4 separate regions of the Homo sapiens genome follow, and all the other regions are linked to region 2. A link is an interaction called in ENCODE POLR2A ChIA-PET data of the cell type or tissue named here. Cell type or tissue: HepG2. All regions are shown on one strand. Region 1 overlaps SNX29 (sorting nexin 29). Region 2 overlaps SNX29 (sorting nexin 29). Region 3 overlaps SNX29 (sorting nexin 29). Region 4 overlaps SNX29 (sorting nexin 29).

What was found. ChIA-PET counts read pairs that join two places held together with the same protein. Peaks named below come from ENCODE experiments on the same cell type or tissue, not always from the same donor. Only the 100,000 strongest peaks of a DNase experiment are listed, where the experiment ranks them.
Region 1: POLR2A ChIA-PET joins it to region 2 with 10 read pairs; 7 of 35 experiments call an interaction of 5 or more read pairs at or near these places.
Region 3: POLR2A ChIA-PET joins it to region 2 with 11 read pairs; 3 of 35 experiments call an interaction of 5 or more read pairs at or near these places.
Region 4: POLR2A ChIA-PET joins it to region 2 with 46 read pairs; 5 of 35 experiments call an interaction of 5 or more read pairs at or near these places.

The regions. Positions count from the first base shown.
Region 1 is chr16:12,138,477-12,146,476 of GRCh38, reverse strand. The region is part of intron 13 of SNX29 (sorting nexin 29); the gene reads right to left. Among named protein-coding and RNA genes, the nearest start is that of SNX29, 170 kb to the right of the region's middle. RefSeq lists enhancers at 3,208-3,708, 3,451-3,745. In HepG2, no CTCF peak of the experiment used is centred here; a DNase peak (open chromatin) is centred at 3,576.
Region 2 is chr16:12,207,518-12,215,517 of GRCh38, reverse strand. The region is part of intron 14 of SNX29 (sorting nexin 29); the gene reads right to left. Among named protein-coding and RNA genes, the nearest start is that of SNX29-AS2, 160 kb to the left of the region's middle. In HepG2, no CTCF peak of the experiment used is centred here; DNase peaks (open chromatin) are centred at 3,277, 3,847 and 4,377; H3K4me3 peaks cover 2,074 bases.
Region 3 is chr16:12,107,323-12,115,322 of GRCh38, reverse strand. All of the region lies in intron 11 of SNX29 (sorting nexin 29), which reads right to left. Among named protein-coding and RNA genes, the nearest start is that of SNX29, 130 kb to the right of the region's middle. In HepG2, no CTCF peak of the experiment used is centred here; no DNase peak of the experiment used is centred here.
Region 4 is chr16:12,259,936-12,267,935 of GRCh38, reverse strand. All of the region lies in intron 14 of SNX29 (sorting nexin 29), which reads right to left. Among named protein-coding and RNA genes, the nearest start is that of SNX29-AS2, 110 kb to the left of the region's middle. RefSeq lists an enhancer at 6,077-6,583. In HepG2, a CTCF peak has its summit at 7,167 (motif pointing right); DNase peaks (open chromatin) are centred at 275, 4,985, 5,805, 7,125 and 1 weaker place; H3K4me3 peaks cover 914 bases.

The DNA of each region.
Region 1 (8,000 bases), 69 kb after region 2:
CTGGCCAACATGGCAAAACCCCATCTCTATTAAAAATACAAAAATTAGCTGGGCATGATGGTGCGTGCCTATAATCCCAGCTACTCGGGAGGCTGAGGCAGGAGAATCACTTGAACCTGGAAGGTGGGGGTTGCAGTGAGCTGAGATTGTGCCACTGCACTCTAGCCTGGGCAAGAGGGAAACACTCTGCCTTCAAAAAGAAAAAAAAAAAAAATCATATACTTTGCCCTGAGATCCCACTTGGGGAAATACACATTAAGGAAAGAAACGGACAGAGAAATACACACAGATACTGAGATAGTCACTGCAGCCTTTATCTATAAGCTCACACTGGAAGCAGCTGCAATGCAAATCGAGGTGGAAACCACCAAGTACCCTAAGGAATGCTACACAGCCGTTACAAATCACAGCTGGTCAGGCTCTCTCACTCACCGCTGTAGGGGTAAAAGAGAGGCCGCTTTCTTGGAAAGGATTTTAGTAACACAAGATCAAGAGCCTTTACAAACATGCTTACCTTCTAACATGGGAATTTCACTTTTTGGAATCTAGCTGAAGGAAATGATTTTTAAAAGGCGGAATAGGTTTATAAAAATACAAGTTCATAGAAATACTAATCCTACAAGGGAAAAAAATGGTTAAGAAAAATGATGTGAGAAACAAGGACATATCCAAACACAGAACTCCACAAAGCCATCAAGTGACATCCATGGAACTGAATAACATGAGACAATGTCTGTTGTTTACTGTATTATTGTAATAAAAAACTTTTCAAAGTAGACCCTCAATTTATAGATTCAGAATGACCTGAATTATATAAAATACATATATGCATAAAAATAAACTGGAATAAAATGCCCCATAAATAATAAATTCATTGATGGTAATTGTGTTCAGGTGATTTTCCTCTTTAAACTTTTCTGGTATTCCCGGACTTAAGAATTCTAACTTGCAAATTACTTTCATATGCAGGGGGGAAAAATACCCTAACTTAAGGGAAAAACCTTAAGGATTCGAACGTACACATTACATTTATGAACAGGGAAAAAAAATCTTGTATTTAAACATAATTTGAAATCTACATAGCAACAGAATAAAATAAACAGAATGTAAATTGCATGTACACAACAAACAGTGGTGTAACTATGTAAAAATATACTTAAGTGGACTAAGAATGGAAATAATTATCACGCTACAGTCATGGGATTTGGGACTCTTTTCCCCATTTTGAGTTGTTATGCTGCTTTCACAATTTAAAGGTAATTTTTTTTTTTTTTTAAGTATGAAAACAAGAGTTCCCTCAAGAAATCTCAGGTATGGCAGAATTCCATGGTAGAATCCCACTTGTGTATATCTTAATCTGAAACCATTCAGCTTTACATTGGGTGAGCAAACCAAGTTGCAGAACAGTGGGCGCACGTTGAAAGCTCAGAGGCAGATCCTTAAAAACCCACAAAGAGGCCGGGCGCAGCGGCTCACGCCTGTAATCCCAGCACTTTGGGAGGCCGAGGCGGGCGGATCACGAGGTCAGGAGATAGAGACCATCCTGGCTAACCCGGTGAAACCCCGTCTCTACTAAAAATACAAAAACTTTGCCGGGTGTGGTGGCAGGCGCCTGTAGTCCCAGCTACTGGGGAGGCTGAGGCAGGAGAATGGTGTGAATCCGGGAGGAGGAGCTTCCAGCGAGCAGAGATCGCGCCATTGCAGTCCAGCCTGGGTAACACAGCGAGACTCCGTCTCAAAAAAATAAATACCCACAAAGCAAGCCGTCTCAGTCTGTTTTGTGCTGCTATAACCGAATACCTGAGGCTGGGTAATTTATAATGAACAGAAATTTCTTTTCTCACAGTTCTGGAAGCTGGGAAGTCCACGATCAAGGGGCTGGCGTCTGGCGAGGACCTTTGCTGCGTCATCATAGGTCAGAAGGCAGTAACGGAAAAAGGAGCCCAGCTAGCCCTTTTATAACAGCATGAATCGCACCTCCCCTCCATGGGGGGTGGAGCGCTCATGGTCTAATCACCTCTCAGGTGGTACCACCTTTTTATACTGTTGCTTGGTAATTAAGTTTCAACATGAGTTTTAGAGGGACAACCTTCTAACCATAGCACAAACCTACATGTTGTTTATGGTTTACTTAAAAATAAAATCTAAAACAAAAATGACAAATGTTAGTAGTGCTAATTGTTGCAGTGGGTCATACTATTCTTTATATTTTTCAAACCAGCCAAGCAACAAAAAATTAGCTCCCAACTTGGTTCTGAGCTAAAAATCAGCCTTTCTAAGGTTTTCAATGAGCTTATCCGTTCAGATCATTGCTGGCATCCTCTCTTAAGTCCTTGCTACTTAAAATGTGTGGTCTAGGAACCAGCAGCATCAGTGTCACCTGGGAGCTTATTAGAACTCCAGGATAGCAGGCCCCACTCCAGACCTGCTCAATGAGAATTTAATCTCTAACCTGAGCCCCGGGTGTTTCGTGGGTACATTAAGGTTTGAGAAACTCTGCTCTAAGCCACCAGTTGTCAACCTTGACTGCACACTGGAATTACCTGAGAGTCTGGGCCTCAGCTCCAGAGATTCTGATTTAATTGGTCTGGAGGGCAGCCTGGACATAACCATTTTAAAAGCTCCCCAGGTGACTATGATGTTCAGCAAAGTTTAAGCAACATATTTCGCTCTTCAACCCAGAGAATTCTTTATTAGGAAGCTAGTTACATCTGAGCAACAGCAGGCTAGATTAACTGCAGAGAATGACTTTTTGCAGGCTTGAAATGGAGGCATAATTTACTTCCATGAAACCAACAGTAATCACCATGGCTGTCTGTTACTCAGTACTTACGCAGGGTATTCAATGTGCTTAACCCTTGACATGCAATCTCTCTTCATCCTCTCTCTAAGGGAGGGTCTGTTACCACCGTGGTTTTCTAGATAGGGAGCCTGAGAGGTAAAATGGCCATCTCAGATCCCACATCTAGGAGCGGTGGAAGCCCTTGCATGACACTAAGGACGAGCACCGCCTTAAATTAAGCAGCGTAGGTGCCTCACTTGTCTCACCCTTGCCCTAACCCTGAGAAGCAGGACTCAAGTCCACACCTGCCCCATACGACACTTCCTGCTCAGAGTAGCCCCACGAAAATGGAACTCCTGGAGCTGTCAGACTGAAGGTTAAAATCTTTGCTTGTGGCCGGCCAGGCGCAGTGGCTCATGCCTGTAATCCCAGCACTTTGGGAGGCCGAGGTGGACGGATCACCTGAGGTCGGGAGTTCGAGACCAGCCTGACCAACATGGAGAAACCCACCTCTACTAAAAATATAAAAATTAGCCGGGCATGGTGGCGCATGCCTGTAATCCCAGGTACTCAGGAGGCTGAGGCAGGAGAATCGCTTGCACCCAGGAGGCAGAGGTTGCAATGAGCTGAGATCGCACCACTGGACTCCAGCCTGGGCAACAAGAGCGAAACTCTGCCTCAAAAAAAAAAAAAATTTTCTTTGCTTGCATATCCTTCCCTTCAATTTCTAGCACCCACAGGACAGAATCAGCTGTATTGTGTTTCTCTCTGATTGACTAAGCTTCACACGGAACAGTAAATGTTTGAAGAGTGAATCAACAAATAAACAATATCGGCCAGAAGCGGTGGCTCAGGTCTGTAATCCCAGCACTTTGGGAGGCCGAGGCAGTGGTCACCTGAGGTCAGGAGTTTGAGATCAGCCTGGTCAACATGAAACCCCGTCTCTACTAAAAATACAAAAAAATTAGCCAGGCGTGGTGGCAGGCGCCTGTAATCCCAGCTACTTGGGAGGCTGAGCAGGAGAATCGCTTGAACCCGGGAGGCAGAGGTTGCAGTGATCTGAGATCGCCCCACTGCACTCCAGCCTGGGCAACAAGAACAAAACTCCGTCTCAAAAACAAACAAACAAACAAACAATATCAATCGTTCATCTTGACTGAATTTCATCAGTAGCATCAAACTGCAGGAAAACAGCTCCTCCTAAGCCATATTCCCTCTTGACTGACATGTGTATCTTGTACTCACCCCCAGCCCCCAACACCAGCCCCACCCACCCCATGCACTCAACGCTCCTTGGCTGCTCTGGGGTACATCATGAGACCAGCCAGCTGCTGACAAGCATGTGCTTAACAATGGCGAAGGGCACAACTCACTCAGCTCAGGAGACTCAGCCAAGGGAAAAAGCCAGCGACCTTGGGGAAGCAAGCTTCATGCCCAAGGAGAGGCGAGAGGTGGGAGAGCCAGAGTGGGTCACATATGCAGCAGGTGCTCAACAGTGGGTTCAGTGTGGACTGGATCCAGTCTCTAGACAAGGACTCAAAAAGATCGGGGCAACTGAAAGGGACCTTGCACACAAAATTCCAATACATTTGTAAATGGTCTTGAAAAAGAGAACACTTGGGAAAGAGCTAAAGCAGAGATTCTCACTGGGGGCCGTGGGGACAGTCTGGGTCATCACGAGGATGATGAGTGCTATTGTTGGAGGTGTTTGAACCATAACAGCTCCATCTGGAATAGGAGCTGGTTAAAATGAGGCTGAGACCCACTGAGCTGCATTCCCAGGAAGTGAAGCATTCCTAGTCACAGGATGAGATGGGAGGTCAGGAGGACTGGTGTCATTAGATACAGGTCACAAAGACCATGACGATAAAACAGGATGCTGTAAGGAAGCCAGCCAAAACCCAGCAAAACCAAGATGGTGATAAAAGTGACCTCTGGTCGTCCTCACTGCTCATTATGTGCTAATTAGAATGCATAAGCATGCTAAGGACATTCCCACCAGCACCATGACAGTTTACAAATGCCACGGCAATGTCCGTAAGTTATCCTACATGGTCTAAAAGTGGGAGGAACCGTCACTTCCAGGAAATCCTGCCCCGAGCCTGGAAAACTCATGAATAATCTGCCTTTTGTTTAGCATATAATCAAGAAATAACCATAAGTACTCTAAGTCAGTTGGTCCATGCCGCTGCTCTGTCTGCGGAGTAGCCCTTCTTTTGCTTCTTTACTTTCTCTAATAAACTTGCCTTCACTTTAAGCACTTGCCCTGAATTCTTTCTTGCACAAGATCCAACAACCCTCTCTTGGGATCTGAATCAAGACCCCTTTCCATTAGCACTACCAGCATTTACAGCATAGAGCCGAGGATACTAACTGTCCTGAAAGGCCAAGGCAGTACCACACAACCAAGATCAGCCTACTTCCTGCAACACTTCAATCGTCCTGTGGCCATTCATGTAGGCGGAAACCTTACTCATAATCTGAGCCTAGAAAGGAATGCCTTTCATATATACTGACTATGCCAGGTTTACTTTACGGTTCACCCACTCTCTGCTCTTTTTCTGGACTCCTTCTAAAGAATGACTTCTGATCTTCTTAACTTCTTAAAATCAAAACTCATCCATGAGAAGGAGGTGCAAGCACTTAGCGTCAGCATGTTTTCTAGCACAGTTGCGCCAGACCAATATGTACTGAAATCTATTTTGTATTATAAATTCCTTTCATTTCTCTTTCATATTAGAGTGTTATACTGATTTTTTAAATTACTTGTATAAGTAGGTTATATTCGCTATAAATTTCATTTCAGAAGGGGGCATTACCAAATATTTTTATTTAAAACAGATATTGAGTCTTCTAAGATCAAGTCCAAATATGCCAAAGTAGCTGGACCAGCGGTTTGCTAATAATGTCAGATTATATCAGACCGAAATATCTAGCCAAGGAAAAGCACAATGGAGAACACAGCACAGAGACCTTCGGGCTACCGCTTAGAATGGCTGAGCCCAGATTTCACCCACCAAGACAGGGTGCGCAAGACAGCTGGCACAAGAGTGACAGCACGGTAGTGTCACTCTGGAAAATGGACAGAATCCAAGCGTCACAAGCCCTCTGTGGAAGCAACCCACTGTCAGGGACATCTGCAGGCTGCACCTCACCGCATGCACCCCCAATCTGATGGGAGGAACATCCTGGTTTTCCTTTTAAGCAAACTCTCCTCCATCCTTGTTCCTGCTCCACGGAGTTCAGGTGAGGGAAAGCCAGCCACCCCCAGCTCCAGGGGGAATGGGACCCAGGCTTGGGCAGGAAAAGTAACACAGCTGGCCCGGGAAATGAGAGAGTGAATCCCAAGACTTCTCCAGAGCTACTGGAAAAAAGTCTTCTCCTCCCACTGGCATTGTTAAACTGATGGGATTTAGGCTGGGGCCCCTGGGGGCCCTCTTGTCACCACAAGAGAAGAGTTACCTAAGAATGAAGCCAAGACCGAGGGAAAGAGAGAGGAGACATGGAAAGTCATGGGGACTGCATGATATGCGTGATACCCCCTGAGAGCTTTGATCCAGCCCAGCAAAAAGCTAGCTCTTCTCCTGTAGGTTTAAGTTTCATGAGCGAATCAACTGCTCTTTTTCTTAGGCAGTTTAGGGTGGGTTTCTGTCACCTACTACTGACTCTAAGTGGTAAGATTCCTTTTCCTTTTTTTTTTTTTTTTTTTTTTTTGAGACAGGGTATCTCTCTGTCTCCCAGGCTGGAGTACAGTGGTACAATCTCAGCTCACTGCAGCCTTGACCTCCTGGGCTCAGGTGATTCTCCCACCTCAGCCTCCTGAGTAGCTGGGACCACAGGCATGCACCACCACGCACCGCTAATTTTTGTAATTTTTGTGTAGACAGGGTCTCACCGTGTTGCCCAGGCTGGTCTCCTGGGCTCAAGCTATCTGCCCACCTTGGCCTCCCAAAGGACTGGGATTATAGGCGTGAGCCACTGCACCTGGCCTCTATATGGTAAGATTTCAATGAATGGCTGAGGGGCTTCCAGAAAGCCCCAATTCCCAGAAAATGACTAAAAATACATCTTGGGGCAAACGACCATCCACAGGTCTAAAGCCCAGCCTAACTGGCTGCTTTGTGCCAAGAGAAGATGCCAACAGGAGGAGAACAATTAAGGTGCTGGAAGAATTGACATTTCTCAGTGACACTCATACCAAGTGACAGTCACTGGCCCCACGGTCCCTTCAATCCCTCATTTAGCCAATATGACTGAGCAATGCCAGGCACTGTGCTAGGTGCAAGGACGGGCCACTGCCCTCATGGATCGCACAGTCTAAAAGGGAAGACAGGCAGTGCGTGGATGACAACCCGGACTGTGACTGTCAGTAATAACGCTATTCAGGAATACCTACTCCCATGAAGCGTATCTCAGAGGGACCTGATCGGTCTCACGATCAGGCAGGAGATGCTGCACAAAGCCTTCCTCCCTTTTTTTTTTTTTTTTTTTTTTTTTTTTTAGAGTCTCGCTCTATCGCCCAGGCTCTGGAGTACAGTGGCCGATCTCAGCTCACCGCAGCCTCTGCCTCCTGGGCCCAAGTGATTCTCTTATTCTTCTGGAGTAGCTGGGATTACAGGTACACACCACAACACCCAGCTAATTTTTGTATTTTTGGTAGAGACAAGGTTTCACCAGGTTGTCCAGGCTGGCCTCTAACTCCTGACCTCAGTGATCCACCTACCTCGGCCTCCCAAAGTGTTGGGATTACAGGCGTGAGCCACCGTGCCTGACCAACAAAGCCTTCTGTATTCCTGTAGTCAGAAACAGAAAGCCCCACTCAAACTCTCTTGAACAAAAAAAGTTTACTCACCTACATACCTAGAAAGTCAAGAGGCAGCTCTGGTGCCTTTTGCCAGCAGCCTAGTGATAATACCATGTCCACTACAGCAACTCTTCTTCTAGTGAAAGAACCCCTCTCTTCCTCCCCTCCTCTCATCCATAAACACAGGCTTCCTAAATCAGGTAACAAAGCAAATGTTAATTTTTGAAAGACATGTAACAAAAACTGGGTCTTATTTCTGGTCTCTACTAAGCCTAAGAGCAAAGTTTTGTTTTATTTTACATTATGAATTTAAGATATTCCTCCAAAGCATGTTTCTTTTACCAAACAGAATATAATAATGTGGGCTTCATAAAACAGTGACAGGTTGGGCATGGTGGCTCACGCCTATAAGCC
Region 2 (8,000 bases):
TATGAGCCCCAGGTGGGTAGATATAGAGTATTACTCACTTCTGTATCAGGACATCAGAGATCCAGGCCCTGCCACTCCCCAGCTGTGCACCTGGGGCAAAGCGCTTGATGATAACAATCTAATACTTACATAGAGTGCATGGAGGGGACTTTAGCCCAGAGAGTCTGGCCCCATTATACACCTTCTGATTTTTTTTTTTTTTTTCTGTAGAGATTGCGTCTCAAACTCCTGGCCTTAAGCAACCCTCCTCCTACCTCAGCCTCTCAAAGTGCTGGGATTACAGGTGGAAGCCGCCGTGCCCAGCCGGTCTCTGACCTTTCTAAGCTTCAGTTCTCCCGTGTAAATGGGGATAATAGTACCCACCTCACAGGACAGTTGCCATGAAGCAGTTAGCACAGGGTCTAGCAATGGTGCTTAATGCATGTTGGCTATTATTACTGGGTGCTCAGCAAACTCATTCATGCATTCACTCACTCATTTATTCATCAAATGTCTACTGATAACCCACCAGGGACCAGGCACTGTTTTGGAAGCTAGGTGCACAACAGTATCAACATCAACTCAGTCCCTACTCTCATGACCTTATATCCTGGCTAATGTTTCTTGAATCTGTCACCACAGAAATAAAGAGATTACATTTTTAAAGTATAAAATAGGCAGCAATAGACCTGGGAGTGACCAACTAGCAAAAATGATGGCAGGGAAATCATGGATGGCTTCCTGGAGCAGGGGTATCTGGAGGTCAGTGTGGTGTGCCAGGCATCAGGGAGACTGCAGAGTAAATAGAAGGCACCCCACAGGGAAGACAAGGAGGGAGTCTATTTCTACGGAAATGCAAAGAATGCAAGTGAAGCCATAAACCAGTGAATTAAGCCCAGACCAGGAGAGAGGCTCTCTCTCTGTGCAGGGTATCGATTCTTCCATTCAGTCTGAGAAAAAAAAAAATATTCAGGCAAGTCACTCTCAACCAAGGTCCACGGCATCATTACCCACTCGAGCAAAACAAAATGACCAGTTTCCTTACAAAAGCTGCAATTAGAAACTTAAAATAGAGCAGTTTTCAAAATCAAAGTGGCTTTTTACAAAACAAGCCACCTGTCAGCTCCCAGGACAGAAAGCAGTTGAAAACAAAAGCTGACTGACAAACTACACCAATAAACACAATGCTGAGACAGCCCCAAAAAGTTAATGACGACAACAATAAATATACGTCTGGCCTCCTTCCGAGGAGGGAGCTGAGGCACTCCAATTGTTCCTGTTGTGTTTCTGGGTCTTTGTTTCCTACCAAACAATAAAAATGAAATGAACAACAATCGTGAATCGATACTTGATATTTCCAGGCAATTCCATTTGCAGTGATTTGGGAGAAGAAAGCCCCTGCCAGGGAGGAAATCAGGTCGAACAAATAAAACGTTACCCCTTAATGGAGGTCGCCAGAGAGACGAGGGCCACTTTTAGAACCTGGGACTGGATCCTCTTGCAGCTATGACCCAACATTTGATGACGTTTTCCCAAGGAGTGGGGCAAAAAGGGGTGGCTTGATGGGACTTTAGCACCCTCCATCCCTGACTCCAACAGCCTCATCCTCCCACAAGGCCACCAGAAGCAGCAGGGACTCCTGGCTGCCTACCCAGTATTCATCGCTCCTTCCTTATCTGCCAAATAAGCCCCACGTCTCCCAGCCCACCTTGCAATTTGGGGTGGCCACATAGCTGGGTACTGGGGCTTACCTGTTCAGGGTTTACTTAAAGGTCGGGAAACTGGCTAATCACACAAATACTGTTTTGTCAGGGTAATGGATGGAAAAGCTTTTGAAAAGGTTTGCTCTATAATTCTCATCTTAATTATTTATCCACTTGGAGAAACTAACTTACAGGTGTCTGCTAATGTGCTGTGACCTTCCACAGCCTGGACACTCTCCTAAATGCATTTCCAACCCACAACACCAACCACTGCCTGCTACTTTGCGTGTGTCATCACTTTTAAACTGCAAACAATTCTATAAAGTCAATGTTGTTTTTAATTTTATTTTTTTCCTTTATTTCAACAGTTTTAAGGGTATAAATGGCTTTTGGTGACTTGAATGAACTGTGTAGCGGCAAAGTCTGGGCTTTCAGTGTACCTGTCACTCAAACAACATGTACTCTAGACCCAATAGGTAGTTTTTCATCCCTCGCCTCCCCTCCTGCTCAGAGTTTCTAATGTCCCTTATGTTTCTCTATATGCCCCTGTGTGCCCACAGCTTGGCTCCCACTTCTAAGTTAGAGGATGTGCTATTTTTCTGTTCCTGAGTTACTTCACTTAGGATGATGGCCTCTAGTTCCATCCAAGTGGCTGCAAAAGACAGTATTCCATTCTTTATGTCCGAGTAGTTTTTTTTGTTTGTTTGTGTTTTTCTTTTTTTGAGACAGAGTCTCACTCTGTCACCCAGGCTGGAGTGCAGTGGCACGATCTCGGCTCACTGCAACCTCCACCTCCTGGATTCAAGCTATTCTCCTGCCTCAGCCTCCCGAGTAGCTGGGATTACAGGTGCATGCCACCATGCCCAGCTAATTTTTGTATTTTTAGTAGAGATGGGGTTTCACTATATTGGCCAGGCTCGTCTCAAATTCCTGACCGCAGGTGATTCAACCACCTCGGCCTCCCAAAGTGCTGGGATTACCGGCATGAGCCACAGCGCCCAGCCCTTTATGACTGAGTAGTATTGTATGATGTATACATACCACGTTTTCTTTCTCCACTCAAGAAAGTATTTGCAAAGTACACATCCGATAAGGGGTTAATACCCAGAATCTACAAGGAACTCAAACACATCAGTCATGAAAAAAATGAATAATCTCATTAAAAAGTAAGCAAACAAGAACAGACATTTTTCAAAAGAAGATATACAAACGGCCTACAAACATATATAAAATATATATTATCTTTACTCCTCAAATGGAAATACTGAAGCTCAGAGATGGCAACTTATTCCGTGAGCTCAGAGCTAGTAAATGACAGGGCTGGGATTGGACAGGTTCCTCCAACCAGAAGCTCTGTGCCTGCCTTTCCCGCTCCAGTTCTATTAACACTTCCCCAGGCTCCTCTTCCAGGCAATGGCTTCTGTCTACCATGGACGAAGTAGCCTTCAAGGACAAAGAGCAGGTCCAGTCTACACACAGCCCTGCTCCTGAGAAGCGGAAAGTCAATGGTTCTGCTTTCCGCCAACCCTGATGTCCACTTCCGAGTCCCTCCCACTCTAACCTGGCTCCCCATGTGACTCATGGCACACAATCAGTTTTCAGTCTCCGGGGGGAAAGGCGAACATGGCGCATTTTTTCTCAGGACAAAGTACATGGTAAATGCTAGCCAGTCACACAGAGGCTGCCCCACATAGGCAGGCGTCTCTGGGCTAGCTCGTCACACACCACCACCGAGGCCCAGGAGAGGCAACATACACTATCCCTAGAACACGTCTGAGAGAATAAACTTCAGAAGCACTGGGGAAAGCATGGGTTTAACAGACAGATCTGGGTAGGAATCTCGGCTCTACTACTTTCTAGGTGGATGACTGTAATGATTAACTTCATGTGTCAATGTGGCTAGGTCACAGTACCCAGATATTTCACCCAACACCAGTCTAAATGTCATTGTAAAGGTATTTTTTAAATGAGATTAACAGTTTAATCAGTAAAGCACATTATCTTCCATAATGAGAGTGGGCCTCATCCAATCAGCTGAAGGCTTTAAGAAGAAAAAACAAACAAACAAACAAAAAACGGAGGTTTCATAAGGAAGTACGAATTCTGCCCCCAGACGGCCTTTGGACTTGAGTTGCAACATCAGTTTCTCTCTGGACTCCAGCCTAGAGGCCCACCCTGCAGATTCTGGAGTTGACAGATGCCACCATAACATGGGTCAATTCCTTAAAATATCGATCAATCTCAATCTGTCTACACACACAGACACACACACACACACCCCTATTGGTCCACTTTTGTGGAGAACCCTGACTAATACAGTGAGCTTCAGCACATCCACCTCTCAGAGCCTTGGTTTCTCACATCTGTAAAATGGAGGCAACAGTCCCATCCTCACAGAGCTGTTAGAAGGAAAAAAGCTGCAGGGAAAGCTACCCCGGGGCCCAGCACGTTACAGGTACCCAATGAACAGAGCTTCTGTTATCTGTCAGCCAGGGATTTCTCTAGATGGTTACAAGGCCTTGTGGGAAAAGGTTGGGCTGTATCAGAATATGTATTCGAAATTACCTGCTTGCTTATATGTTTAGTGTCCATCTCTCCCACTAAACCTGAGGAGTCTCCTTGGGCCTGAAGTATACCCAGAACTGTGCCTGGTACTCAAGGAGTATTCAATCAATGTTGGCTGAATGAATGAAACGGTGCCCTGACCTTGTACTCTGCACAAATCAAATAACCTAACTTCCCAAACCACCCAGGGGTTTTGGAGTCTGTGTAAAAAGTGAGGGAGGTGGTGGGAAAAACAGCTTATGAAGCCTCACTCTGCACTAAAGGCTGTGCTGGGAACTTTACATCTAATTCTCTCAATTACTCCTCAAAACAGGGTTGCAGGTGAAAACAGTGCCCAGAAGGCAGTTATTTCAAGCAGTGGGGAGAGCAACGATGAGGTCTCCTGTTTACAAACTTAGTATCTGAAAAGGTAAAGGCCACTTGAGATTCAGCCCATCAAACAAATACAAAATAGACCGGAGCAGAGTGAAACAAGAGAGAAGGGAGAGAGGAGGGGAGGAGATAGGGGAAAAGAGGAGGTAGGGAGGGAATGAGGGAGGGAGGGAACATGTGAGAGAAAATGGCCAGCAGGTGAGGACACCTTGGCTACAACCTGAAGCAAGGATGCAGCTGGAAAAAAGAAGACAAGCCCAGGGGGACCAGAAAGGTGGTGGAAGCTCGGCAGTGGAGGAGTCCAGAGGGAGAGGGAGCTTCAGGCCTGGCTGGATTCACTTTCTCTGTCTCTTGGCTCTACCTTCCTCTGCATCGACTCCATTCTCAGGCAAGACTTCTCAGTCCCACCGAGAGTGATGGTGGACACCAGTGCTCCCAGCTCCTCAGGAGGCCGAGGCAGGAGGGATTGCTTGAGCCCAGAAGGTTGAGGCTGCAGTGAACTATGATCGTCCAGCTGCGCTCCAGCCTGGGCAACACAGCAAGACCCTGTGTCTTTAAAAAAAAAAAAAAAAAGTGGAGGGAACGTCTGAGTCCCTTGAGTGCAAAACGAGGAGCCCCAGCCCCAGCCTCTCCAGTCCAAATCCAGCAAGTAAAGGCATGTGCCTCCTGCTCTGAGACCCCAGCAGCACTGTGACAGCAGTGGCTGGCCCTGACCAAGACACACACACACCCTGAACCAGTGTGCCTGGAAAGTAGCCGACGTAGTGGGATGACAGGCCCACATAAACCACATGGATTGAGGGCTGGACAGAGGGTTCCCCAAAGAAAAAACAGATTACCAGGAAAGGGGGAATGGATACTGATTAGACAATAGGTACCCGATGTTGAAGGTTCCACGTGCACACAGACAGAAACTGAACCAGGACTTCAACCCAAACGAATTCGTCTCCAGAGCCCACACTCTTTCCGCCAGCACCTGCTACCCTTCTCAGCCCCACGCAGAGTCAGATGGGCAGGCTCTTATGAAGCGAGTCTTCAGGCTCGACAACAACAGAGGGCCAGTGTCCTAAAGTCATGCCACCTTGTTAAGGACAACACACAAATAAGCAATGCCTGACTTAAGTGCAGAGCAGCAGGTAGGCAAGGTCTAACTCCTGCTATTGACCGAGGAGGGCTGAGCAGCAGACAGTTGGGGCCACTGCTGGTCTCACGTCTCCTAAGTGGTCCTGATGAGACTATAGAGCAGTCAAACACGCAGCTGGTGGCCCAGGAGCATCCCTTCAGCCACCTACAGGTCCCAGCCATGGAGCCGTTGAGCCCCACCAGGATCTGGTCCAAACAGAAATGAGGGGTCTCGAGCTGGAGAGTGAGAGGACAGCAGGTGGTCACTCAAACTCTTGAACATTCAAAGCCAGGCACAGTGGCTCATGCCTGTAATCCCAGCACTTTGGGAGGCCAAGGTGGGCAGATTACTTGAGGCCAGGAGTTTGAAACCAGTCTGGCCAACATGGCAAAACCCCGTCTCTACTAAAAATACAAAAATGAGCCAGGCATGGTGGCACACGCCTGTAATCCCAGCTATCTGGGAGGCTAAGGTAAGAGAATCGCTTGAACTCAGGAGGCAGAGGTTACAATGAGCTGAGATCATCCTACCACAATCTGCCCATCATCTCTCCAGGCTCCAAACCGTCACAGAGTTAGGACATTATACTTTACCCCCCTGCAACCCGTGAGTTTCACAGGGAATACCTGCTTGCCCCATTTGTCAGTAAACAACTAAATTTATCTAAAGCCCTCTTTTTCCCATTAGTAAACCGAGATTTTCAGGAGAAGCCAAAAGCACCTTACAGAAAGAGGCAGCTACAACATGGTCCCTCTATCGCAACTGGTGCCTCCAATGTAAATGACACCACAATGTACCCGTGCAGAACAGACCTTCTACCAGCCCCTAACAAAGCTAAGTACATTTCCAAGGTGCAACCTAGTAGTGCAAGGATCTCCATAAATGGAGAAATAAACGAGTAACAAGTGACTCAGTCTTTTTTTTTTTTTTTTAAAGAGACATGGTCTCACTCTACCGCCCAAGCTAGAGTGCAGTAGCATGATCATGGCTCAGTGCAGTCTCAACCTTCTGGGCTCAAGTGATCCTCCCACCTCAGCCTCCCAAAGAGCTGGGACTACAGGCACGCACCAGCACACCTGGCCAATTTTTTTTTAACTGTTTGCAGAGACGACCTCTTGCTCCGTCATCCAGACTACAGTGCAGTGGCACAGTCATGGCTCCCTGAAGGCTCTTGCCCAGGCTGATCTTGAACTCCTGGGCTCAAGCAATCATCCTGACTCAGCCTCCCAAAGTGCTGGGGTTATAGGCGTGAGCCACCACACCCAGCCAAGTGACTCAGTATATCTGAGAGACATGTTGCTAGCACATTCTTGGACACCCTTCCTACCATAGATCCTCACAACCTATCAGGCATTCCTTCTGAGAGCTTACAAACCCCAAAGTAAGCTGTTTCTGAAGAGCCACACAAATGAGTGAGAAGATGGAGACCACACACCTCTGAGTGCCCCAGCAGGGACAGCAGAGCTGGCCGACCAGCCACCAAAACTCAATGCTCCCCACTTGCAGTGGGTAGAGTTCTTGTGCAAAGCAGCTGCCCGGCCAGAGAGAACACTTCCGAGACCCTCCGCACCCAGGTGGGCCTGTATGACTAGCCCTCACCCATGGAATGTGAGCAGAGTGGTGTGGTCACTTCGGGCAGAAAGGAGAATGATAATCATCTCCCCGCTCTTAAGTGGTATGGAATGTTGCTTCCCCAAACTTGTTTCCCTTCTCAGGGAATGCTCTTTCCATCTACATCAACATCTCTGTGACTCTGAAATCATTCCTGAAAGTCACTTGGATGGACCCCAGTAACAAATTTTTATTAAGCACCTGTTGTGTACTTGATTAATAAAAGAAGAAAAAACCTGCATGTTTCTAAGTCCCAGACCCTACCCCTTATGTGGTCACAAGGTCTAGCAGAGTAGACAGAGCACACACACAAGACGTGACCACAGAATAACCCATAATAGCAAAAAGCAAATGCCAGACTCTGCTTACTGCTCGTAGCAAGCACCACAGGGGTTTAGGAAACTGAAAGATCCAAGTAATTAGATTTCTTTCAGGTGACAGGAGAAGAGCTGGATCGTACCACAAATGCAACATCTGGCCTGAGCAAGCATAAGGGAAGCGGAGTTTCTAGGAAAGGAGACTGGATGAGCCAAGAGTGGGGTCGTAAAGTGTTTGTGATGGGGGCACATGAGACAAACGTAACAGCAAAGCAGCTCTGTGATGAGCAGTGAGAGCGAGACACTGCGGTGGAACAGGAAGGGTCGGGA
Region 3 (8,000 bases), 100 kb after region 2:
TAGGGAGACTGAGAAACCCACTTTCTTCCTTCGGTACTTGTGGAGGAGAATCCAGTCCCTACCACAGATAGGATGGGATTCCCAGCCAAGAAGAAGACAACACCAGCAGCAGTGAAAGCAGCGAGGGGGGCTGAAGGAAAAAGCAACGGAGGGGGAGGGACGGACTTCAGCTTCTGCCAGGGGCAATTTTTCATCCACTGCCAACCTTGAAGGCTAGGTCTGGGCTTGACTGTACTAAAGGAACCAGCGAGTCCCTTATTTGATGGAACTGGTGGTGTCATCCCCCATTTCACAGATGGAAAGACCGAGAGAAGTTAAGTGTTCCTAATAGCAACTGCTAGCAGGGCACCAGCCGAGTGCCAGGCACAGGGTGAAACTATGTGTCAATTATCTCATTCGACCCTCCAAATCACGCCACGAAGCAGGTGTTTAGAATCAAACCCATTTTATAGATTAGGAAACTGAGACATATGAAGTGATTTGCCCTAAATTACAAAGGAATTATGATGCATTTGAGACCAGCCTGGCCAACATGCTGAAACCCCGTCTCTACTAAAAATACAAAAAAATTAGCCAGGCATGGTGGGGGGCACCTGTAATCCCAGCTACTCGGGAGGCTGAGGCAGGAGAATCGCTTGAACCCAGGAGGCGGAGGTTGCAGTGAGCTGAGATCATGCCACTGCACTCCAGCCTAGGCAGCAGAGCAAAACTCCGTCTCAAGAAGAACAAAAACAAAATTAAAAAAAAAAAAAGGAATGACGATACAGAACCGGGACTGAAACACGGGCCATCTGACACTGGAACCCATAACCACAGTGATACTCACTGTCTCCCGAATGGGATCTCAGAATGAGGAGGCCAGGGCTTCATGTTGGTTCTGCACAAATCAACATTCTCAAGACCATCATGTCATTTTAGAGACAGAGCCTCAACAGGATTGGGGCAAAGCCAGCATGGCCACAGGTCATGGACGTGTGCTTCTCTGCACCTCTCTCCTCCTAACAGAGCCCTTCAGGGGTAGACCTGAAAACCATCCAACCCTGGGATCCAGGGACGCCTACTTGCAGCTGTACCTCTGGATGCTGGAGTTAGGGGAACGATATTATTCCCTTATTTTACTTAAGCTGGCTTGAGCTGGTTTCTGTCCCTTGTAACCAAATGAGTCACAGCTCATATGCTATGTGGAACCTACACTGAGTTGGCACGGGAGGCAACGTGGCCAGCAAGGTGGGAGATATACAGGATGAGAAAAATGACATTATAAGCAAAGACATGTGATGTCACGGCAAGTAACAGACAAGGACTGTGGGCCCAGCCTCTAACTGGCATGGCATTTCAAACCCACTTTGGGTCTCAGATGTTACATCTACAAAATGCGGAGGTTACACAAGCTCATCTTCTAGAATCCTTCTAGCTCTCAGATGCTGTGATTCATCAGGAATAGCAGATGAGCCCTACCAGTTTCTGGCTCCTGCAAGTGAATGTGGCACATTAGCTGTCCTCGTCATCTGTTCCTGTCCGCTGGCCGCTCGCCGGCCAAATGCAACCAGCAGAGATATGACCCCGACCCGTCTAAAGCCCTGAGTCTGCCATGGCCCCTGGGGCTGCGAGGCCAACATCTGTTGTCACTGGCCTCATGCACAGTGGAGTGGTGGGGTTAACTGGTGGCAAGGAAGATTAATTGCATGCGAAATACTCATAAATAATGAGGATGCGGAGCTGCACAGCTTCCTTCCCCTTCAGGCTGTGGTATCATATGCACGGGCAATTCTCAAACAGACTCTCACACATAATCTGCAATTAATTAGATGCAGCCAGCCACTGAGAGGGTGCAGGCAGATCTCACACCCGGAGTGAATCTCACCAACTCTGCACCATCCTACTCTGCACCTGACACTTTGAGAAATAACCAGAACATCCTTAGACAGAACACAGGAGCCATGTAGTCAGGAGGGGCCAGGTTCCAGCCCGGCTCGGCGACTCTACCTCCCTTGCAGCCATGGATGTGTGGCTTGTCTGCTCTGAGGCTCAGTTTCCCCACCTCTGAAATGGGCATGACGGCACCTCCTGACAACCTCCCAAATTATGGAGGTGATTCAATGGGGAAAAGAGATTAGGCATCTGCAAAATGAAAGATGCCGTGCTAATGCCTGCCTAAGGAGTGACTGCTCAATCCACTTCCTCAGTCCTGGAGAGCAGGGAAGGGAAGCAGAGGATGCTGCCCAGTCTTGGAGTCAAGGCAAGCAAGGCCCAGAAATGCGGAGCAACAAGAGACACTCAGAGCATAACTGGACAAACACAATGGGAATCATGTGGATCTCCTGAGACTCAGAGTCCACCACGCTGTCCCAGGCAGCGTGGTTTCCATCAGGCCTCCTTCCAGGTGCTCCAATGAATCCAGTGCAGAGGTGATCTCTTAACATGTGGAATACAGGGGAAATATTCTCCATTCCATCCTCCTCCGGCAGGAAGAGAATGGCAATTATACATCCAGCTGTACCCAGTGCAGGTACCTGCACTTCTAAGCTAAGGACAGTAGGCTATTGAGGACCAGTGATGTTGGAGCAAAAATATAACTGGAAACTGAACAATCAGTGGGTTTTGACATTCAAGGATTTAGCACCCTTTCACTCGAAACTCACACTGAAAACCCAGCTCAGACAAGCTGTCTTGCCAGAAGAGACCTGGACCTCACGAGACAAAGCCACTTCTCCCGCTTGGGGCTGCTGTCGTCTTCGGCATTCACTTCACAGCCTCCCCAGCTAAATGGCGAGTCCCTTGTGAGCAGGATTCCACCCATGCCTTCTGCGTTTCCCTCACGCATGCAGCCTAGTACATTGCCTGATGGCAGCACCTTCATGAATACACGTGGATGGGACTAAATCAGCCCCAGATCTCCACCTCAGCAGCCACGCAGAGATGACACTGGAGGTGCCCGAAGTCTGCCCTGCCCCCTGTTTCTGAGTTGCCTCCTCACCAAGAACTGCCTTTGTTCTGATTCAAACTTAAGAGGGAGGGGAGGTAGGGGCAGGAGCACACTGCTGCTTCCAGAACAGAGCTCCAAACTTAAGGAAGCACCTGTGGCTCGTGACTGGGCACTCTCAGGACAGACTGGCAGCTGGCAGCTCCCCTTCCTCCACCCCGACCCTGTCTTCTACGAAGGGAGGTGAAGGTACAGTTGGGCAGTTGACCCAGCTTCACCCAGCAGTAAACTCCAAGAGCTCCCAGAGTTCAGCAGTCACATAGCTTTGGACCTTTGCAAACCACTGCAACCTCTGCGCACAACCTCTGTGTGCATCCTCTGCCAGCAGAGCCCTGGGAACGATGACCACGGGGTGGGTGTGTCTGCGGACGCCCTGCTCCGGAATGAAGACTGTGCATTTCACTGCTATGCAGTGAGTGCTTCCTAGACCCCCCACCACACACCCCATCTCAGATCTTCAGAGAAGCAGGCGACACGGATCTGGGGAAGCAACCCACACACACTCTCAAATCTCACCTCTCCGTACTCCCATGATTTTGCTTTACCCCAGCAGCCTCCTGAAGATCTCTCGCTCTCACTCAGGCTTTCCTAAACCATCTGAAATGACTCTCATGCCTCCTGCCACCTGCTACCCACACCATTCAGTCTAGGTGATCTCTCCATCACACTCAACTAAACAAGCTCTGCTGGGTGGCTATGCCCAAAGCCATTCCCAACCCATTCTCCTTGCTGCCTGCCATCTTGGAGGCTGGAAGCAGGCACTTGCTTTCCTTGCAGTGGGAAGGGGCCGGGAACCTCCCCACTGTGTCACTGAGACGTAAAGGGAAGTCTGCTAAGTGGACTCCTGCGCAGGGAGGGAAGGAGGAGCCTGCCTCAAGTCTCTGAGGTAAGAAGGAACTTGGCAAGTCTGAGGAACGGCTCAAAGGCCAGTGTGGCTGGCAAGTGACAAGCACAGGTCATGGAAGGCAAAGGGCAGCAGGGGTCACATCACGCAGGCTTTGCAGGCCACAGCAAAAACATGGATTTTGTGCTAAAGTGCAGAACGAGGCCACAGCAGGGTGCTGGGCAGGGAAGTGAGCTGACTGGTGCAGGGGTGGAAGGGTACAGGTGTGTGCATGCACCTGTCAAGATAAACCACCATCCTGCTGGGGTGCAGGGGCATGCAGCAGATCGCCTCAGTAGCCCTTGTGAACATGCCATTGTATTAAGACCTTGGCCCCCTCAGAAAAACACTGCTTTCTGGCCCACACGTGTAATCGCAGTACTTTGAGAAGCCAAGGTGGGAGGATCACTTGAGGCTAGGAGTTTGAGGCAACATAGCTCACTACAGACCCTATCTTTACAAAAAATAAGAAATTAGCCAGGCGTGGTAGCGTGCACCTGTGATCTCAGCTACTCTGAGCCAGGAGGGTCGCTTGAGCCCAGGAGTTTGAGGCTACAGTGGGCTATGATCGCACCACTGCACTCCAGCCTGGGCAACAGAGCAAGACCCTTTCTCAAAAAAAAAAAATTAAAAAAGAAAAACACCATTTTTTGTTAATAATCAGGTTTGTTTCCTCAGGCCACCACACTGTCTTAAAAGGGCTCAGGTCCACAGACTGTCAACAGAAAACTGGATGATACAACTGCTGTAGTCCAGAGGTTGGTTTAGATACCAAGGCATTGTGTGAAGTGACATTGACCACCCTGGAGCAGGGTGTTTTTAAAAGCCTGGGCGTTTGTCTCACCGCAAGCCCAACCACTAAGCCTTCAGAAACCAAAGGGAGTCAAGCAGCCCAGCCACCACACCTGCTCTTCCCTAGCAAAAGGCCGTCCCTTCCTCGTCACAGGGCTCAGCAGGCCAAAAGGTGGCCCTAAAAGCTGGACTCTTGCTTCTGTGTTCATCACAGTCTATGGTCTGAGTCATCTGTGCAAAACCCACTCACCTGGAGAAAAGGAAAAAGTCTGTTCTAAGTTCCACCTTCAGAGCTAGAAAATTAGTCTTTAATCAGACTAAGTGGGGAACGACATGCTGGGCTGCAGGAGACGTTAGACACATGGGAGGAAGGGCTGCCTCACCCCAGGAAATAAAGGATGCTTCCACCTCTCTCCTGCCTCAGGAGCTTCAGGGGAAAGTATCTCCAAGCAGGGATGCAGGAAGAGAGTCATCTGAGAGCCATTTGCAGCTTTAGACACGTGAGCTGCAGTTCTGAAACACCTCCCCGCAAGCTCAGCATCCAGTGACAGGTCCAGCTTAGGGTCGGAGCCTCCGTATTCACTTTGCCCAGTGCAGACGGCAGGACAGTGAGATCACACTCATTTTAAAGACGAGGGCCGGGCACGGTGGCTCACACTTATAATCCCAGCACTCTGAGAGGCCAAGGCGGGTGGATCACGAGGGCAGGAGTTCAAGACCAGCCTGGCCAACGTGGTGAAACTCTGTCTCTACTAAAAATACAAAAATTAGGTGGGCGTGGTAGTGCACACCTGTAATCCCAGATACTTGGGAGGCTGAGGCAGGAGAACTGCTTGAACCTGTGAGGCGGAGGTTGCAGTGAGCCAAGATTGCGCCACTGCACTCCAGCCTGGGTGACAGAGCGGGATTCCGTGTCAAAAAAAAAAAGATGAGGGCAATGGAAGCTCAACAGGTTAACCCTTGAGCCTTCTTGCAGGAGCTTTCCAGAGTCTGCACGGCTGGGCATCCCCTACTCACCATGTCCCTCCTTGCTCCAGATGACAGCAGCTTCGTGGTGCATGCATGAGGGTCCCGGATGTAGACAATTAGGACTAGTGCTGTAGTGAGGCCACTGACAGGGGGCTGCTGTGGTTTCAATGTTTGTCCCCTCGAAAACTCACAGTGAAATTTAAGCCCCAGTAGCAGTACTGAGACGTGGGGCCTTTAAGAGGTGACTGTGTCATGAGAGCTTGGCAATCATGAGTGTATTGAACCATTCATGCACTCATGGATGAATGAGTTAATGGATGCATGGGGTACCACGGGAGTGGGCCCATTTTTGGAGTGGTGGCTTTTTAAGAAGAGGAAGAGAGACCTGAGCTCACACACTCAGTCCCCTCCCCATCTGCTGCTCTATGCCAGTTCAGGACCCTGCAGAGAGTCCCCACCAGCAAGAAGGTCCTCACCAGATACAAACTCTCAACTCTAGACTTCTCAGCCTGCACAACTCTAAGAAATAAATTCCTTTTCTTTTTTTTTTTTTTTTTTTTTTTTTTTTGAGACAGCGCCTCACTCTATTGCCCAGGCTGGAGTGCAATGGCATGATCTGGGATCACTGCAACCTCTGCTCCCCAGGTTCAAGTGATTATCCTGCCTTAGCCTCCCAAGTAGCTGGGGTTACAGGAGCCTGTCACAGCACCCAGCTAATTTTTGTATTTTTAGTAGAGACGGGATTTTACCATCTTGGCCAGGCTGCTCTTGAACTCCTGCCGTGTGATCCACCTGCCTCGGCCTCCCAAAGTGCTGGGATTACAGGCGTGAGCCACTGTGCCCAGCCTCCTTTTCTTTATTAATTACCCAACTTCAAGTACTCTGTTATAAGCAACAGAAAACGAACAAGACAGGGACAGCTTCGTGTGTATGGATGGAGCAGAGGCTTCAGGGCTCAGGCTGGGTTCAAACCCTTGCACTGGCCACCACCAGCATAACTCTACGTAATGGACTGAACCTCCCTGATGGCCAGCTGTGGCATCGGGGCACAGGGACATGATCACTCAACTCACAGGGCTGTTGTAGGTATTAAGAGAGCTACAGGCTATGGAGGTTCCCGCATGCACACTGCCCAGATATAGTAGTCACCCAACAAGCTTGGATGCCTCTGACCCCTCTCCTAAAAGAGAAAACACAGCACCTCCAAGACTCAAAAGGTTCAAGTCTGGAGCCAGAACCAGCCTCCAGGTGCCGTGACACCTTCTGGTGCACCTGCTGACTTGGTTCTCCCATGGTCAAGTCCAGCCCAGTTGTCTTTTTCTCATGGAAGCCACTCACCATCATGGAGTCTCCCCCTGGCCTGGCATGGAACTTCCATAAGGAGGGCATCAGGCCTGGGGTCCCAGCCTCAAGAGCCAGGTGGCATTCTCCCCCACCTCAGTCCTGGCCCTTCCTAACCTCTACCATAGCTCATCAAAGAATGCCAGACAAGGCTAGTAAAAGTCAACTTCCTCTACCACTGGGAGGGCTTCTCCTACCCTAAAGATTGTCCAAAAAGAGCCTGGCCCATCTGCATCTCAGCTCGGGTAGCATAATTATCCTCCTTGGAACAGCAAAGAGCAATTGATGTCAAATGGAAAATCTCTATGGTTCAACATGGACCTTTCCCCTCCTTATTTTTCTAGCAACTCCTAATAAATTTCGAAGTCTCATTCCACTACCGTCAATCAATCTTTGGCCTTAAAAAAAAAAGCTCACAGCCTAATTCATTTCATAGCTTCAACAGTACCTAATTCTATCACTTAAAACACGATTGTTAATCAATCCCTGTGGCACACAGTTTCTTCATTCCTAATGAAGAATTCCTATGGACGGGTAGCAGAACACCTGCTTCTGGGCCTGGGGAGGATGTCTGAGAATGAAACTCCAGAACAAGCAGATGCCTGGACAGGGCAGGCAGTCATCACATCCACGGTGCCCACCACCCACTCGTCACCTCGATTCTCTTCTATCCACATAACCAGCAACTCCTCTTTTTTTTGTTTTTGTTTTTGTTTTTTGAGGCAGAGTCTCACTCTGTTGCCCAGGCCGGAATGAAGGAACGCATCTCAGCTCACTGCAACCTCTGTCTCCCAGGTTCAAGAGATTCTCCTGCCTCAGTCACCATGCCTGGCTAATTTTTGTATTTTTCAGTAGAGACGGGGTTTCGGCATGTTGGCCAGGCTGGTCTTGAACTCCTGACCTCAGGTGATCCTCCTGCCTCAACCTCCTACAGTGCTGGGATTACAAGCATCAGCCACCGCACCAGGTCTTAAATTCTTTCGAAGCAAAAACGTTTTAAAAAAAAAAAAAAAAAACCCACAGTGCTGTGGT
Region 4 (8,000 bases), 52 kb before region 2:
AGACATTGGTAGGAAATGAGACCAGAGAGGGGACAGTAAGGGTTTGCAGGCTATGGTATTTTATTCTGAGCAAAACAAGCAGCCCCTGGAGGATTCAGAAGAAGTGCGATGATTGGACGTTTTTAGGGATCACTCCACAGGGTATATGCAGTGCAGAGGCTGGGAGGTAGAAGCCAGGGAGTAAACAGCTCAGATCTCCCTCCAAAAGATAACTTGCCGTTCCATTGCGAGGAATGCGGTTACCCAACAGCCTCCAGCTACAGCACCTTCCAGAGGCGCTGCTCTTTCCGGACAGCCCTGGTCAACAGCTGAGCACACATGGCTGCTCCTGCAGGATGAGGGAGGTTCCAGTGCCCTGCCATGGTCTTGGGCTCCAGCACAAACACAAATCCACAGGCAGCAATAAAGGTGCTAAGGGGCTACTGCCTAAAGGACCCCAGGAGCACATCACAGCCTGGACAATTTAACCATCCCACTTGAGAATTCAAACACCACGGCATGAAATCTCTATTTCAGAGCTGAGAAAACGGAGGGCTGGATTTTAGAAAATGCTGTCAATGATGAACCCAGTGATGAAAACCCCAGCCTGCTTAATTTCAAAATCCCCCGCTTGGGAACATCCAAGGCCGTGTGTTAAACACCAAAGGGAGCCTACTCCCCTGCATGCCACACATACACACACACACACACTCGCACCCATGCTAACATTTTTGGTTGTCTACTCATAATTTAAGAAAACTATAAATTTTAACCTTTCCAAATGCTTTAAAAACACATTATACGAACCTACTTCCCAGGTAATGGATTCTCCACTAAAAAGCAAGGGGTTCCAGTGATACCCAAGCCAAGGAAACACTACCCAAAAAGTACAGACTGGGCTGCGCAGAGTGGCTCACTGTGATCCCAGCACTTTGGGAGGCTGAGGCAGGCGGATCACTTGAGATCAAGAGTTCGAGACCAGCCTGGCCAACACGGTAAAACCCCATCTCCACTAAAAATACAAAATTAGCCAGGCGTGGTGGCGGGTGTCTGTAATCCCAGCTACTCAGGAGGCTGAGGCAGGAGAATCACTTGAACCCAGGGGGCAGAGGTTGGAGTGAGCTGAGATTGTGCCACTGCACTTCAGCCTGGGTGGCAGAGCAAGACTCCATCTCAAAGAAAAAAAAAATTTACATACTTGACTGCATCCCTCAAGAACAAGACCAAGAACCACGTTGTCTGAGTGGGATATTCTTTTTTTTTTTTTTTTCAATAATAGATGGGGAATTGCAGATGATCAGTAGTGTGGGCAGAGACACACGCCATCTCTGGGTTCAAATTTTGGCTCTATCACAGTGACACTATAATTCATAATAGCAAATATATATTATTTCATTTTGCAACATTTCCTGGCATACAGCTCTGAAGTCCCTTGGAATCTCCTAAGTGACAGGTGTTGTTCTGTAAGCTACTGAGATGACTGGTAGACCACGGTCTCCAGAGGGGCTGGTTGGTTGGAAGCACAGGTGACAACATGGACTTGCAACTGAAATCCGCAATAGGGGCAGTCCTGGGGCACTAAGCCCTTACCCTATGACGTCCTGTCAGAATTCAACTGTAGGGAGCCCGGCTGGTGTTGGAGAATTGCCTAGTGTGGAAGAAACCCCCATACGTGTGGCGGCAAAAATGGTGTGTTGAGAGCGGTGTGAGTATAAACGGAAAAACAACCTGAAGCTGGACACGGCAGCTCACACCTGCAACCCCAGCACTTTGGGAGGCTGAGGCGGGAGGATCGCTTGAGCCCAGTAGTTCAAGACCAACCTGGGCAACATGGTGAGACCCTGTCTCTATCTTAAAAAAAGAAAAAAGAAAAACACAATTTGTTTTTCCCTATAGGTGTCACTAACTAGCAGCTCTTGGACTCATTACTTCCTTTCTCTGAACCTCAGTTTCCTCATTTGTAAAATGGGGATAATGGTAACTCTTGTGAGAATTAAACATGAGAAAAATAGAAATTACTTTCTATTCTCATGCCAAGTGTCAAAGATATGAGAGTTTTCTTTTTTTGAGACAGGGTGTCTCACTGTCACCCTGACTGGAGTGCAATGATACAATCATGGCTTACTGCAGTCTCGACCTCCCCAGGCTCAGGTGATCCTCCACCTCGGCCTCCCAAGTAGCTGGGACTACAGGCGTGTGCCATCAAACCCAGATAATTAATTTTGCAACTTTTTTTTTTTTTTTTTTTTTTTTTTTTTGGTAGAGTTGAGGTTTTGCCATGTTTCCTAGGCTGGTCTCAAACTCCTAGGCACAATTGATCCACCCACCTCAGCCTCCCAGTGTGCTAGGATTATAGGCATGAGCCACTGTGCCTGGCCGACGTGAGAATTTTTTAAAAGCCAAATACAAGAGTGAGAGCCTGCCCTCTTTTTAAAATCAGAACACCTGTCCATTAAGTTTCATGTCTCATGTGTCTTTCCTAAGAAATCTGCTCACCTGTTTCGAAGCTGCGTCTCGCTTCCAAGAGATCAGCTAAATATATAACGCATCCACGGGGACAGCTGGGAATGGCTGTTGCATAAAATCAAAGCTGTTATCACACCCTTCCCCAGCCACAGTCCCACCTGCTCATGTGATGGAGCCCAGCAGAGGCTTCGATGGAAACTTTAGACTCATGTTTCTCCCCCCCAAGTGAAAAGCAGTTTGACAGTGAAAACTTCTTTGCTGGAATAAAACATGCGGACAGCTGTGCCAGACAGAGTGATTTCCTGCCCTGAAACAAGTGGTGCAAAAGTATTTGCTCGAAAGAACTCTGGGCCCTAACTGCACTCTACAGACCCAAAAAAGGAAGTGTCAGCTTGTCAGCAAAGGGACAGGGTATCATGGATCACCCCAAATGCTGTTTTTAAACCAGCTCATTCCAAACAGAAACAAAAACAAAAACAGAAAACAGCTCATTCCAAACAGCAGATGTATCTGGGTTCAAAAATTAAACTAGTAACAGAAATGCATGTAGTATGGTTCTATTTTGGTGAGAGTGGAAAGGTATCATCCAGGTATGTACACGGAGGTCTGAGCACAAAGGACACACTCAGGCTGTTAACTGTTGTGCCCTGGGATATGGAGGGCAATAGATCAATAGATAATAAGTGTTTTCATCCTAAACCTGTGAAGCTTTTTTTTTTTTTTGAAACAGAGTCTCGTTGGAGTGCAGTGGCATGATCTCGGCTCACTGCAACCTATGCCTCCCGGGTTCAAGAGATCCTCCTCCCTCAGCCTCCCAAGTAGGTGGAACTACAGGCACTTGCTATCACGTCCGGCTAATTTTTGTATTTTCAGTAGAGACAGGGTTTCACCTTGTTAGCCAGGCTCGTCTCAAGCTCCTGACTGCAGGCAATCCTCTGGCTTTAGCCTCCCAAAGTGCTGGGATTACAAACGTGAGCCACAGCACCCGGCCCTGTGGAGCATTTCTATTTGGTGCAATAAGCACATGTGACTTCTGCAATTCATTCTTAAAGCAGCAGAGTTATACATATCAGAGGCGGAAACTGTTGTTTGTAAGGCCTGGGTTTATGGAACAAAGCCTTCCTCGGGAAATTACTGTGCAGCCTGCCCTTAAGAAGAGAACCTTGGAATTTCAAAAGCCCATGCAGAGGATTTCACAGAACTGCCTCAATGCTAGGACTCTATGCCATACCACAGGCAGTTAGATATGGGGCAGCTAAAAAACGATGCACGTCAACAGAGTGAGGACACAACACTGCAAAAGGCACAGGGGCTGGGGCCAGACAGACCTGGGCTCAAATCATGGCTCAGCCACTTTCTGCAAGGGGCTCAGCTGGCCGGCACACAGTCTCCTGCCCAGAACAAAGAGAATAATCACACCTTTCTCGTAGGTTAACATCAGAGGAGGCATCAAGGAAGAGCTGAATCAATCAGAAGGGTGCCTGGTCCGGAAAGCATGCTCCATGGATGGCAATGGTGGTGGAGGTCATTGAAGTCATTAATAGAACATCAGATCATGACCTTGACCGTCTACCTAGATTAGAAGCTTCAAAAGGGCAAAGACTCCATCTAGCTTCTCAGAACCCATGAAACATCCACAAATTGGACTCTCATTCCTTCCTGACTGAATTACTGACCAATACCTCACTTGAGCCTGACTGTAAAAACTTAGCAAAAAATATATATATATGTATCAGTCAACAAAGACAAAATTTGTCACTCTCACTAGGGATGCCATCCAACTAACAAGGTACATTTAACATGGCTTTATAATGTTTTCTCTTTGTTTCTTTAAAAAGTTTATTTTCTCAAATTATATAAGTAACATATGTTCACTGCAGGGAAAATATATGTCCATTTTTAAATGTGTATGGCCCTGTTGTACACATGCCAGACCCCTGCATGTCAAGGAATAGGGATAGAGTATAAATCCCAACCAGGCCAACAAGTTGTATGATAATCTGTTAGATTTCTAGAGAGCTCATTCTCTCTCATCGGGTCCATACAACTATTCAAGATGTTGGGGCCAGGCACGGTGGCTCACACCTGTAATTCCAGCACTTTTGTAGGCCAAGGCGGGCGGGCCACCTGAGGTCAGGAGTTTGAGACTAGCCTGGCCAACATGGCAGAACCCCGTCTCTACTAAAAATATAAAAATTAGCTGGCTATGTTGGTGGCTATAATACCAGCTACTCAGGAGGCTGAGGCAGAAGAATCACTTGAACCCAGGAGGCAGAGGTTGCAGTGAGCCGAGATCATGCCACTGCACTCCAGCTTGGGTGACAGAGTGAGATCCTGTCTCAAAAAAAAAAAAAAAAAGGTGGACAACAGTCCAAGAAGAGAGGACATGACAATAATAACAATGTCAGTTAATATTTCACTGGAGGCTGGCTAAGTGCCCAGCACCACGGCAAGCACTTTACATGCTCTGATCCAGTTCATCTGGCTTCCCATTCTGCACATGAAGGAGCTGAGTCTACTGCATTCAAAAGATAATACACAGAAACAAAAGGTAGTTTCATAGTTGCCAAGGGCTGCAGGGAGAGGTGAGTGACTGCAAATAGGAACAGGATCTCATCAAAATGTTCTGGAGTTGGACAGTGGTGATGGTTGCACAACTCTGTGAATACACGGAAAACCAATGAATTATACACTTAGAACACGTGAACTGCATGGTTTGTGAATGCCATCTGCATTAAAACAATTCAAATGCCTAAGTCCAGAGCACAGAAAGTGCAGGTCACCCTTCATCACTGCCCTGGTCTCCTTACCACTGTCACAGGTTTATGTACTCTTACTGGTTTTGTTTTCTATCAGACAAATGGCACAGCTTGCCGTGTTGCTACCTCTTACTCCGCGACAGGCCTGCGCTCTCATCCCGCCGGTGTACACAGACCAGCCCCGTTCTTTGTCATCGCTGCATTTTAGGATCGAACCAACGATCTATTCCACCAGCCTTTTATTGATCCCAATTCAAATAACACCACCATCTACAGCCTCGTGCCTGTCTCTTTGTGCATGTGCTTAAGTATCTCTTTGGGATGAATGTCTAGAAATGAAGCTGCTGAGTCAAAGGGGATGCAGTTTAAATTTTGATAGCTGACAAATTCCCAGGGAGTGTTCTGTGACCCTGAACAGTCACCTCACTTCCTAGAGCCTGGGTCTCCTCATTTATCAAACCAAGGGGAAGACTTTGAGTCAATTTCAGTTCTAACATTCACTTTTTAAACAAGATCCAGAGGATGAACGACAAACAGCAAAGCAGAGCTGGGACACGTGCACAGACCCGAGCTCAACAACCACTCACTTCAGCTGGGGACGCGCGCACAGACCAGAGCTCAGAGCAAACACTTACTTCAGCCGGGGACGCGCGCACAGACCCGAGCTCAGCAAACACTCACTCCAGCCGGGGACGTGCACACAGACCCGAGCTCAGCAAACACTCACTCCAGCCGGGGACGTGCACACAGACCCGAGCTCAGCAAACACTCACTCCAGCCGGGGACACGTGCAGACCTGGGCTCAGGAACCACTCACTCCAGCCGGGGACGCATGCACAGACCCGAGCTCAGCAAACACTCACTCCAGCCAGGGATGCACGCACAGACCGGAGCTCAGAGCAAACACTTACTCCAGCCGGGGACACGTGCACAGACCCGAGCTCAGCAAACACTCACTCCAGCCGGGGACGCACGCACAGACCCGAGCTCAGCAAACACTCACTCCAGCCGGGGACGCACGCACAGACCCGAGCTCAGCAAACACTCACTCCAGCCGGGGACACGTGCAGACCCGAGCTCAGGAACCACTCACTCCAGCCGGGGACGCATGCACAGACCCGAGCTCAGCAAACACTCACTCCAGCCAGGGATGCACACACAGACCGAAGCTCAGAGCAAACACTTACTCCAGCCGGGGACACGTGCACAGACCCGAGCTCAGCAAACACTCACTCCAGCCGGGGGCGCGCACACAGACCCGAGCTCAGCCAACACTCACTCCAGCGGGGGACACGTGCACAGACCGGAGCTCAGAGCAAACACTTACTCCAGCCGGGGACACGTGCACAGACCCGAGCTCAGCAAACACTCACTCCAGCCAGGGACGCACGCACAGACCGGAGCTCAGAGCAAACACTTACTCCAGCCGGGGACGCGCGCACAGACCCGAGCTCAGCAAACACTCACTTCACCCGGGGGTGCGCACACAGACCCGAGCTCAGCAAACACTCACTCCAGCCAGGGACGCACGCACAGACCGGAGCTCAGCAAACACTCACTCCAGCCGGGGACACGTGCACAGACTGGAGCTCAGGAACCACTCACTCCAGCCGGGGACTCATGCACAGATCCCACCTCAGCAAACACTCACTCCAGCCAGGGACTCATGCGCAGACCCCAGCTCAGCACACACTCACTCCAGCCGGGGACACGTGCACAGACCCGAGCTCAACAAACACTCACTCCAGCCGGGGGCGCGCACACAGACCCGAGCTCAGCAAATACTCACTCCAGCCGGGGGCGCGTGCACTGACCTGAGCTCAACAAACACTCACTCCAGCTGGGGACGCATGCACAGACCCAAGCTCAGAGCAAACATTCACTCCAGCCGGGCACACGCACACAGATCTGAGCTCAGCAAACACTCCCTCCAGCCGGGGGCGCATGCACAGACTGGAGCTCAGCGAACACTCACTCCAGCTGGGGGCGTGTGAACTGACCTGAGCTCAACACTCACTCACTCCAGCCGGGGACGCGTGCACAGACCCAAGCTCATAGCAAACATCCACTCCAGCCGGGGACCTGGCTAAGAAAGCCCTGGAGAGCAAGCAGACGGAGAAGGTGGAACGCACTCCAAGAGACCAGGAGGACATGGATGCCCCCACCCCACATGAGAGAAAAGAGAAGCTCAGAAGGCAAAGACAAATCATCTGCAAGGGGCTGGGCTTTGTGGAGAGACTTCTAGACAACAACAGATAACATGGGCCAGCGCCTCAAGCCGCATGGGAAGGAAGCCCAAAGCCAAGAATACAAAGTCCTCAAGGAGCACCAGGCGCACAACAGATGAAGGATGAGAAGGAAGACGGTAACAGGGAGGTTAAAAGAACAACAAAAATCTCACACAATTCATGTTGGAAATCCAGAATGTATCCCTGCTCCAGGAACCTACAAGGAAAACAATGTCAAGGCTGGAACAAGGACGCCTGTAGCACCAGCAGAAGAGGACTCATCATCCCTGAAACCCAAGGTCAAGGCAAAGTCTCATGTTTCAAGGGGATAAAAAAGATAGGTTTAAAAAAGAAATCACGTTGAAAGCTCACTTCCCTTATGAATTCTGAAGAATGCCATAGGGTCAGGTCACAATGGAGAGAAAAAAGGGGTCACAGAGAAGTGCCTGTGAAGCCTCAATGTGGCAGCTGTCTCCTGCAGGAACAGAAGAGAAGACTGGAGGAACGTGGCCGCGCATCAGCAGGAGCAAAGACCTGAGCGGCTGCATTCATGGGGCAGAGGCAGAGG